Regions from separate parts of the Homo sapiens genome. Here region 2 is linked to region 1. The links are chromatin loops, found by intact Hi-C in ENCODE. Cell type or tissue: Caco-2. All regions are shown on one strand. Links, peaks and the distances in the headings refer to the core of each region. The heading gives the core; the rest is flanking DNA. Region 1 overlaps ARHGAP6 (Rho GTPase activating protein 6). Region 2 overlaps ARHGAP6 (Rho GTPase activating protein 6).

Evidence for each region. A loop is a pair of places that touch in the nucleus more often than their neighbours do. Peaks named below come from ENCODE experiments on the same cell type or tissue, not always from the same donor. Only the 100,000 strongest peaks of a DNase experiment are listed, where the experiment ranks them.
Region 2: a loop joins it to region 1, with 9 times the contacts of the local background. A loop is called at or near these places in 6 of 110 quality-filtered maps.

Annotation. Positions count from the first base shown.
Region 1 is chrX:11,459,290-11,464,675 of GRCh38, reverse strand. All of the region lies in intron 1 of ARHGAP6 (Rho GTPase activating protein 6), which reads left to right. Among named protein-coding and RNA genes, the nearest start is that of MIR548AX, 140 kb to the right of the region's middle. RefSeq lists a cis regulatory region at 2,388-2,398 and an enhancer at 2,321-2,465. In Caco-2, for the core only: no CTCF peak of the experiment used is centred there; DNase peaks (open chromatin) are centred at 2,315 and 2,845.
Region 2 is chrX:11,525,486-11,530,871 of GRCh38, reverse strand. The region is part of intron 1 of ARHGAP6 (Rho GTPase activating protein 6); the gene reads left to right. Among named protein-coding and RNA genes, the nearest start is that of ARHGAP6, 140 kb to the left of the region's middle. In Caco-2, for the core only: no CTCF peak of the experiment used is centred there; no DNase peak of the experiment used is centred there.

The DNA of each region.
Region 1 (5,386 bases), core at 69-5,068:
GTATTGAAGAAAATGAGCAGTGAAAACAAAGAGGAATAAAGTCTTGAAAGAAGAGATTGGCACATTCTTTAGCTTTGCAGTTGAACTTGCTTGGCAATTACTGGAGATAAGGAAAAGAAGAAGGGTTTGGCCAAGGTTTGTTAATCTTTATAAACAGGCAGGAACATCCTGTGCCTTTTCCCCTGTAATTACAGTTTATGAATATTTGTTTGAGTGTTAGGATACTTTTTTCTTTGCCTTTTGATACATCCTTGTGTGTACTCCTTGTTTATCTGTGACTTAGTTTCAGTTTTCATGTCTATGTGCTTCAGAAAGTCAGAAAAATTAATCATATGAGCTTAAAATGCCGATCAAGAAAAGCTCAGCAAGATACATTGTATTGAATGCAGTGATTTCTTTTAAAATAAAATATTAAATAATTTCTGCTTACCTGGAGGTAAGGGAATAGCTTTGTAAATATTCCTTTTTTGGAGAAAGTTCCACTGTGGTTTATATTCAGCCACAAAGAGGGCATGCTTCTTATATTATATCTCAAGGTGGAATTCATTTTGCATGTAAACAATGTGTAGATGAGGATGAGGTTTAGCCGCATCTATCCAAAAACTCAAAGTAACCATAGCTGAAAAAGATAGGAAGTTATTATTTTCTGATTTAGATGAGACTGGAATAGTGACTTCACATTTACCTGGGACCCAGGTTTCTTCAAGCTCCCTCCTCCATCTTCCTAGCACATGTCTTTCTTCTGAAGGGCATTTCATGGTTTAAGATGGCTGTTGCTTTGGCAGCCAACTACGAAGCAGTTGACTTATAATTGAAGGCCATGTTGTATTTAAAGAATGTATGACTTCGAACACTAAATGCGGTTCATAGTTTAGCTTAGTGAGGTGCTGTCTGTGGGAAGCACGCAAAGACAGACACCGACTGAACAGGCAGTTGTGATGACTTTAATGGAATCACATTTTCAAAGTTATGTGCACTCCCAGGGGGACACACTCATGAGTGCAATGTAGCATGTAATCAAATGTTTGAATTACAGGCTGGGTTCAGTGGCTCACACCTGTAATCCCAGCACTTTGAGAGGCCAAGGCAAAGGGATTTCTTGAGTCCAGGAGTTCATGACACCAGCCTGGGTAAGATAATGAGACCCCATCTCTACAAAAAATCAAAAAGTTAGCCAGGTATGGTGGTTAGTGCCTGTAGTCCCAGCTACTTGGAAGGCTGAGGCAGGAGGATCACTTGAGCCCAGAAGTTTGAGGCTACAGTGAGCCATGATCGTGCCACTGCACTCCAGCCTGGGTGACAGAGTGAGACCCTGTATCAACAAACAAACAAATGAAAGAACAACAACAACAACAGAAAACCACAATAGTTGAATTATGTTTTTTCATAGGCATTCTCCCATTTTTCCCTCCATCCTCCCTCTCCACACGCCCCACCCACACCTTTTCCAGAACACCCATAGTTGAATTCAAGGTAGATATATTTGCACGTTACGTAACTTCACTGTATAGTGAGGTCTCCCTACTCCTCCAACACCACCTTCCACTCTGCTCAGGTGATCTTTGGATCCTGCAGTTCTGTACTGGATGCAGAAAGAGAGAAATCCACCAATGCTAATGGGAGACACCTAAAAGGAATCATAAAGTAAAAAGATGGATACCCAGATTTCTGGCTGGGACAGACTGCATTTCTCAGCCATGGGGCAGACTGCAAGAGGAGAGATACAAGAATACACTCAAGTACTTTCAAGGGTCTCGCCACTACCTTTTAAAAGCCATTTCAGTCAGCCATGCAGTTAGTGGAAACGCCTGTGACAGTCTAGCAAAGTGCTGGCAGAGGTCCAGTTTTTGCTCACACTTTTTAGCTTTGATGGTGTCACCATAGGTATTTGAGTTTAAAAGTTGGAAGCAAATGCATCATAGAATCCTTACCACACAACATTATAAATTTGAATCCCATGCAGGTAAAGCCTTTATATTGGATTTGAGGGATGAAATGGCTGCTTTCTAAGATTTGGAGAATCAGAATGTTATCCCAAATCTCATTATAAAAATCAAATTAATCGATTTGGAGTGAATTGTCAAACACAGCACGATGGTAATGTTTTCTTTCTTGATTGAGTCATTAAACTACAAAATCGCTGCTATGTTTCTATTCTGTTATTCCTTAACCACAGCTGAAATAAATTTGGAAAGTGTTTTCAGACAGTTGGGATGGAGGAAACACAAGGACGCCATTACTACACTGTACAAACAATGCAAAGGTCGCTTTCCCACATCATCCCAAGGCTTGCTGTTAATCTGGGACAAACACAGTTAGATATTTTTTGATGGAGAGGGCATTGTCGTGGGTGGAGAAGAGATGAGGCAGTTCCCTTCGACCCAGCTGTGACTCAGCTCAGGTCACAACTTGTGGCCTTAAATCTCAAAGAGAATTAGATGTGTGTGATTTCACAAGTTGGACTTTCTTTTATTGAACCTATTTCTAAAGCACAAGAAGGAAATGTGCAGCCTACCGTGCATTAAAAGGCCAGTAGACACTCTTACTATCTGTATCCCCTGGTTCCTTTTGTGTCTCATAAATAAAATATCTCTACAAAAATATGGAAAATATCCTCGCTCTAAATTAGGAAAGCAGCCTTGCTTTAATTTCCTTCTCTGCAAGTTGGCAGCTGGGTAAAAGAAAATATTTTGACTTCCAGAGATGCTATTGTCCCTCCTTCAGCCTCCCTCCTAGCCCTGGGCTTCAGGCAGTCTGCAGGGTGTTCTTTCTGGCCAGTCTCTGGTCAGATCTGATATGCTTCTTCTTGAGAGAGGCCCCTGTTTCTCAGCCAGCAGAGGCTGCAGTGGGGAAGAGTTGCTGCCTGCAGGAAGTCTAAAGTCCAGTCACATCTTTCAGCTCCATCCTTAGCCTACAAGATAGGAATGTGGTTTCCTTGATAATGTTCTGCTGAACTGTCTTGTACACAAGATAATGTTTGCTTCATCATCCCTGAAATATGTTTCCAAAGCTTCGTTGTGATGGTCAAGAAGCAGTCCGTACCTTGGAGAGAGGCCCGGGGAATGAAATTCAGAGAGACAAGTATGTCAACCCCACCACCTCATTCATGTATTCATTCAGTAAACAAAGTGTCTGAGGTTCTACTGAGTGTCCAGCAAGTGTGTTAGGCACTTGGGGGATAGAAGTGACAAACACAGATAGCTCCCCCCTTTGTGTGGCTACGAGTCTAAGAGGTGACCCAGACAGCACTTTCTGTCTCTCTCACTCTCTTGCTTTTGCTCACTCTGTGTGATCTTGCCCCTCCCTATCTCTCCAATGATTTCTTCTATAACTCTTGTCCTTAGTCACCACACAACTGTCACACTGAGCTTCTTACTCTTTCGTGAACATGTCAGTAATTCCTTCCCCACAGCCTGTATACTGGCTCTTCTCTGTATATGAAAAGATTTCCACAGGGTGGGCTCCTTCTTTGTTTGTCTCTTCCCAACCAGCTTGAGTTACGTGAGATCACTTGACTGGTTTTGCAGCATGGACTGTGAATGGAAGTAGCATGTATTACTTTCTGGCCAAGAAAGTAAATGACCCTCCAGCTCTGTCTAAGCAATCTGTTAAGATGGTGGCATCTCAGTTTGGAGGACCCTCGCTCAGCTGGAGTCCATTAGTAACTACAAGAAGTAGAGCCCCCGAAAACCCACAGCATCACTGAAAAATATGTTTCCATTGCATTAAGCCAGTGAGGCTCCATGGTTAATTTGTTACCCCAGCATAACCTTACCTGACTAATAAATAAGCTCATTTGAGTGGAGTAGACACCATTATTATTCTCACTTTACAAATGAGGAAACAGGCACACAGAAGTAATAATCTACCTGTAGTCACACAGCTAGTAAACAGTAGAACTGGGATTTGAACCCAGGTAGTCTAGCTCCTAGGACTGTGGTAAACTGCACAAACAATGCAGGAGGAGGCACTTAAATATAATTAGGTCCAACCAAGGGAAGTACGGTGGAAAATTCCAGCCTGAGGAAGCTATTCTGGAGTGGTACACACAGCAGGATCTCAATAAATGTTAAATGAATGACTGGATCTTTTTAAGGAGCAGTATATTCAATTGTTTTGGCTGCATAAGAGAGTACCACCTAGTGGCTTAAAATAGCACACATACATTATCCCACAGTTTCTGTGGGTCAGGAGGCCAGGAACACCTAACTGGATCCTGCACTCAGGATCATACAGGGTCATACAAGGGTCCTATGACCCTAAGTGAACGTATCAGCCAGGGCTGCTGTCTCATCTTCAGCTCAGGATCCTCTTCCAAGCTCATGTTGATGGCAAAATCTAGCTTCTTACCATTGCAGAAATAAGATACCCTTTTCTTGCCAGCTGTCAGCCAGGGGTTGCACTGTGCTCCTAGAGTCCCCTTGAAGTTCCTTGCCATGTGACCATCTCACAGGCCCTCTCACAATCTGGCAACTTACTTCTCAAAGGCCAGCAGGAGCATCTCTCTCCTGTAGGCTACTATGGAGTCTTACACACTGTAATATAATCATAGGAGCAACATCCCATCACCTTTGCCACAGAAGGTAACCTAATCAAGGGGCAGACTGTTCCATCATATTCCCAGGTCCTGCCTACACTCACATGGGAAGGGGTTATACCAGGTGTATATACCAGGGGATGGGAATCTTGCAGGCCATCTTTTAATTCTGCCTATCAAAAGCAGTGAACAAGGATCAACTATAACACTTTTTTTTTAACACTAATTCATTGGCTACTCACTATTAAATGCACAACCTAGGGCTGAAGTCTGTGAATGGTCACATATTAAATAGACCATGTAAGTCACACCTCAAGGAAAAGTAAGGGAGTTAAGACAAAATACAGAACTCACACTTGGCCCATGAATTAGAAACTTGAGTAATTAAAGACAGATGTTCTGTAGGGTAATTGGGGTGAATGAAACTGGTGATTTCAGTATATGCAAGCTAATCTTTCCAGAACCCCTTTTCAAAGTTCATTTTATTGAGCAATAGTTTAATAAACTGCATCCATTTCAAGTGTACAAATGGATGAATTTTGATAATTGTTGTGAAACGACCACCACAAAACAATAGCTAAACATTTCCATCACCCCAAAAATATATCTGATGCCCCTTGATAGTCCAGATATTTCTCTACAACCCCAACTCCCACCAGGTAGCCTTTCCAGCCCCCTTTAACTGTCCTTTTAATTAAATAAAGGCAGTATGGTACAGTGGTTTGGCACTCAATACTTGAGTCAGAATGTGTTGTTTGGATCTTCCTTTCCCTACTTTCTTGCTGTGTGACCTTAAGCAATTTACTAATTTCTGCCTGCTTCAGTTTTATCTAAAAAATAAGATAGTGC
Region 2 (5,386 bases), core at 170-5,169, 66 kb before region 1:
ACCCTGACCTGCTGTCCTTTTCTCCCAGTACTTGGCACTTCACTCATTCCATTCCAGTTACATAGGCCTCCCCCAGCTGTTCCTCAGACTCAACAAGTTCTCTATGTTTTGGGGAATTTGAATTTCGTTTTCTTGCCTGAAGTGTTTTTCCCTTAGTTATCCACATGGCTCATGCTCAAGGATTTTTAAAAAAAGATCTCTGCTCCCTTGTACAATTCTTACAGAGGCCACTCAGAGTACATTATCTAAAATAGCACCTCAGTTACTCTCTATTTCACCCTCTCTCAGTCTGCAAATTAAGATGTCATTCCCTAAGGCATCCATTGTATGCAATGAATTAACTTCTCTCGTATGTATCGAGAATGGTAATAGCTGTGCATCATCCTTGGGAAAATTGAGAATATAGTCTGTCAAAGTACTTTCTGTGTTCTGTGGTTTAGATGAAGATAGCAAGTTGAGTCCGTGTTTTACTTTGCTTTATAACAGTTTTCACTTACCAAACACAATATTATGAATATATTTAATTTGTTTTTCTCTCCTTTCTCACCATTAGAACACAAACTCTAAAAAGGTAGGAACCATGGTTTGTTCAATGTTGTATCTGTAGCACCTACACCACCATGTGCCATCTCCAGCTTGGCATATTGTAGGGTAGGCAATACACTTTTGTTGGATGGATGAGTGTGAATGACGAATGAATGGATGAATGAATGTTGAGAATGCACTCAAGAGGTAACTCTTGATCTGGGTCTTGTAAGATCAGCAGAATTTTCCTTGGTAGATGGGGATGGGAAAGGTATTCAGACACAGTATGGTTTAATGCCACAGTCTTGTAAACTTGAGAGAGCCATATCCAGGTAAGGCAGTGGCTTTCTGAAGTGGCAAATCCATACCTATTGTAGTTTTCCTGATTTTTGTCCTTCTTTGGAGAGTATTATACACTGCATATACATTGTATTATTCACAATATATTTTTGACAGAAATAAGTTGTATTTCCTGAGCAGACACCTCCACTTGTTGATGGCCTGTGTACTAAGGAAAATACAGATTTTAACATTAGCCTAAATACCACATAATTAGAAATTTAATCTACTGGGGAAAATATCATTAAATTTTCATACTGCATATATTACTTTGACTTATCAGAGTTATTCTTCTCTTATTAATAAAAGAACAAGGTGTCAGTTTACTCACTGATTAAAATAATCATATTATTCCATTTCAAGAGCCTATGTTTTCAATAGTGAAATGCATGTTTAATGATCTTTAGATCCATGCTACTCAAAGTATGGTCCCCGGACCAGTGCCAATTCTTAGATAGTCCTTGCAGGTCTGTAAGGATATATGCAAATCAAGCAAGAGTAAACATTTAGAAACTTTTATAGAAATTTGGCACCATAATTTTATATCTATTGAACCTAATTTTTAAAACTGGGCTTGTGTTTCATGTGCTTCCCTCCACCCCTTTTTAGTAATTTATTTTATTTTTATTACATTTTACAAAAGTATGATTCTGCAATGGATTGGAAACAAACAAGCAAACCTTGTCTTTCAATACAGGTCATTTGAGAAACACTGCTCTAGAGCATGATTCGTGCACTGCCTTTAGTCCCACAAAGCCTAAACTATAGGGAACACTGAGAATTTAGCTTGGAGTCGAACTGACCTTAAACCAGGTGACAGTGCCTGTTAATAGTGCTGATAGCTGGCATTTATCAAGCACTTACTATGTTCCAGACATTACACTAAAGACTCGAGAGATTTCCCTTGCAGCAAGGGCCTGAGAAAAGTAAAAGTAGATGGGGGAGAGGGAGATTGTGTGTGTGACATCAGAAGCACACACAGATGTTTCTTGCTCTATCCAACTTCTTTCAGGGATAGAAAGTCTAGAATGACAACCACTCCACTGACAGTTACACTGATTTGACATCCATTTTCTTTTATTTCTGGGTTGGTTTTAGTAATGTTTTGGTAATATAAGCCATTAAGCTTACACATGGGTACAGGAAAGGCTGAGTTTCGGGTTGTTTGTTTATGCATGCATGGATGCCTTGGAGACCTGGTGGAGAACCCAAAAGCTTAATAGCGGCCTTTGCTTAAGGAAACCTGGCCTACTTCACCCAGGGGCAAAGCTATTAGTGTCCAGAATCTGGGCCCTGTTGCATAAAGATCTTGTTGTAACTGGTTCAATTCTAGGAGGGCTGGGGAAATATGTTTTTTAGAAGCCTTGAAATTTACAACCTCATTGTCCATTGTGGTCTTTTCAAAGCATTCAAAGAATCTGCATTGATAACAGTCTGTGGATTAAAAGGACAAGCAACCTTTGCTATAGTTTCCTGCATTTGGAAACCCTGTGGACCCTGCTAGGCAACCCTTTTGGTAAAAGGTAGGCAGCGAAATGCAAGAATCGGTAGAATCTACACAGCATCTGGGCTAAATCAGAAGTATGCCAGAATAAAAGGGGAATATATAACATATGCCCTTGGTAAGCTGGACTTCACTAGCAGGGCTTCATCTCCCTCTGTGCTGAAAGGTTAGCAAATATTTTATCTAAACGTGCCACAGAAAAGCACCATAGGTATTGTCTATTGGTAGAATAAATAGTTCAATCAATAGCTCAGTGTAGTTTAAGTTGAATTTAATAAGACTTTGGAAGCAGATGGACTAAAAGAAACACAGACACACACAGAATTTGGGGCCCTTGTTCTGTAGCGATTGCTCATAAAAGAATGTGAATCTTTAGACTACGTTTCCTAAAAGGAATCCAGCCATACTTATCGAAAATTTTAATGGAATTTATAAAAACTGAACTGAAACTTGTATCCACAAGTCCTTAAGCCTTTTGACCACCTCTGTGATTAGGCATATTCAGCTAATGTAACTAATTGCCAGATTTAGCAAATCACTCAGTTACATTTGAATTTCAGAAAAACAAATATTTTTACAGTATATTCCATGTGGTATTTATAAGTAGATCCCATGCAATGCTTTGAAAAGACCATAATGCAAAATAAGGTTGAAAATTCCAGGGTTTCTAAAATCATGTTTTCCCCAACCCATCTAGAACCATGCAATATTTGGGACATATTTATGCTAAAAATATTCATTTATTATCTGAAAGTCAAATTTAACTGAGTGACCTGTATTCTGTCTGGCAACCCTAATCTAGTGTCATTGATAAAAAGATGTGGGAACAGATAAAAAAGATGCAGCAGACAATTGGTTAATTCTTTTTTCTTTTCTTTTCTTTTTATTTTTTGAGATGGAATCTCGCTCTGTCGCCCAGGCTGGAGTGCAGTGGCACAATCTTGGCTCACTGCAACCTCCACCTCCCGGGTTCAAGCAATTCTCCTGCCTCAGCCTTCCAAGTAGCTGGTACTATAGGCGTGTGCCACCACACCCGGCTAATTTTTGTATTTTTAATAGAGACAAGGTTTCGCCATGTTGCCCAGGCTGGTCTCCAACTCCTGACCTTGTGATCCACCCATCTCAGCCTCCCAAAGTGCTGGGATTACAAGTGTGAGCCACTGTGCCTGGCAACAATTGGTTAATTCGTATTTGAAATCTTTATACATATATCTCACTTGAACTTTACAACACTCATAGAAGAAGGATATATTAAAAAGCTTGTTTTACAGATATGGAAACTCAGGCTTGAAGAAGTTAAGTCATTTGTCTAGGTTCAAACAGCTACTTGAGTCAGAGAGGTAAGATTCAAGATCAAATTTAACTCTGGAGCCTAGACACTTAAACATATCAGTGTAATCTTAAGTGACATTTAATAATACTTTGGAAGCAGATGGACTAAAAGACACACACACACACACACACACACACACACACACACACACACACACACTCCTCATATTAGCAAAGCATCATTAGGACTAATTCTCCTTTAGTGTTTTCCAACCATTATATCAATGGTTTCTAAACTTTTAAATTATGGACACCTCTCCTCCATTTTAACCTCTCATAGTTAGAATTACTAAGCATGGTAATTTTAGTTGTCTGATATAATATAATGACAGAAATTAGCAAATTAATTTGTCAATCAAAATGAATTCATATATAATTTTCACAACACAAGTAGCATCTAACAGCATATGAAAGACAGTAAAACATACCTTCAGATAAATTATTTATTCTAGAAATGATGTTGAGTGTGCAAATAGATTGGAGGATTCCCTTATATAATTTGAGGCTCTCCCACTACCACCTCAAAGCAGTCATGTCCCACAAGTTGGGAATCTATAAATTAGAGAAATTAAATCTTAGAGATAGACCCAAGATGAATGAAATTTCTTTCCCTGAATGTAGAAATGAACCCAAAGGAAAACAACTACTGAAGCTGGGGAGAAATGCAAGGTGAGGGGAGGGGAGGGTCAGTGATTTAATTCTCAGCCACAGCAGGTGCTTCTGGTGTCCTGCCTGCTTCAGCCTGAAGGCTTTATACTACAAACATTGGCAACTTTTGACTTGATGGCTTTCTCTGCCACCTCTCCCTACTCATGTACAGCTGACAGTAGGACAGCAGGGAAGTCTGGAAGTGGTTACACCTAGAAAGCAACACTTAACACAACCAGCTTCCTTGCCCTTTGAGTGGGATGACTCAGAGTGAAGCTTTACCCAATCTCCCAGAGGCCCCCAGAAGGACTAAGTCCCAGGTGCCCACAGTAGTCACCAGCTCATTAATGCATTTGAATTGGTCACCTTCCCTTCCTCGTCTCACTTTCATCCTTTCCCAGTGCTTCCTGGGATCTTCTCCCAATTAAACTGCTTGCATGCAAATTCTTATCTCACTCTCTGCTTCTGGGAGAACTCAATGTTAAGAAATGGACTAAGGAATTTTATATTTTTGAACCCTGCCATAGGTATCAATACCAGAAAAGATTAGCTCTCTGTTACTTTTCTGATCCTCAGTGCCTTGAGAATTAGTCCAGCCTTTTGAGGATAAGCAGGTTGGTGAGCCTGGTTAATATCAGTTCTTCATGGAGGGGCCCATGTGGTTACTAACAACATGGGTAAATAGAGCCTGACGTAAATTAATTATGCTTACGTAGATTTTTTCCTCTGTAAATTTTGGTCATTATAAATAAAGAATTGATAGGTTTTTGTACACAGTACATGGTGAATAACTGCTGTCCTTCAGTGCTCCACTCCTAGCATCTTTATTTGGGCATTTTCTTTGGACTGAACTATAAAATATAAATTAGATTAATTTATTGGATGAGAAAGTTGTGCAATGATAAAGCAGAACAATGTATTCACTCAGTCTTATGCCAGGCAGTATGGGGTAGTAAAAGCAGAATTTAAATGGGAGTTGGGAGCCTAATTTCTGCATGGTGTGTAACACCTCTGAGTCTTATTTTCCTTATGAATCAA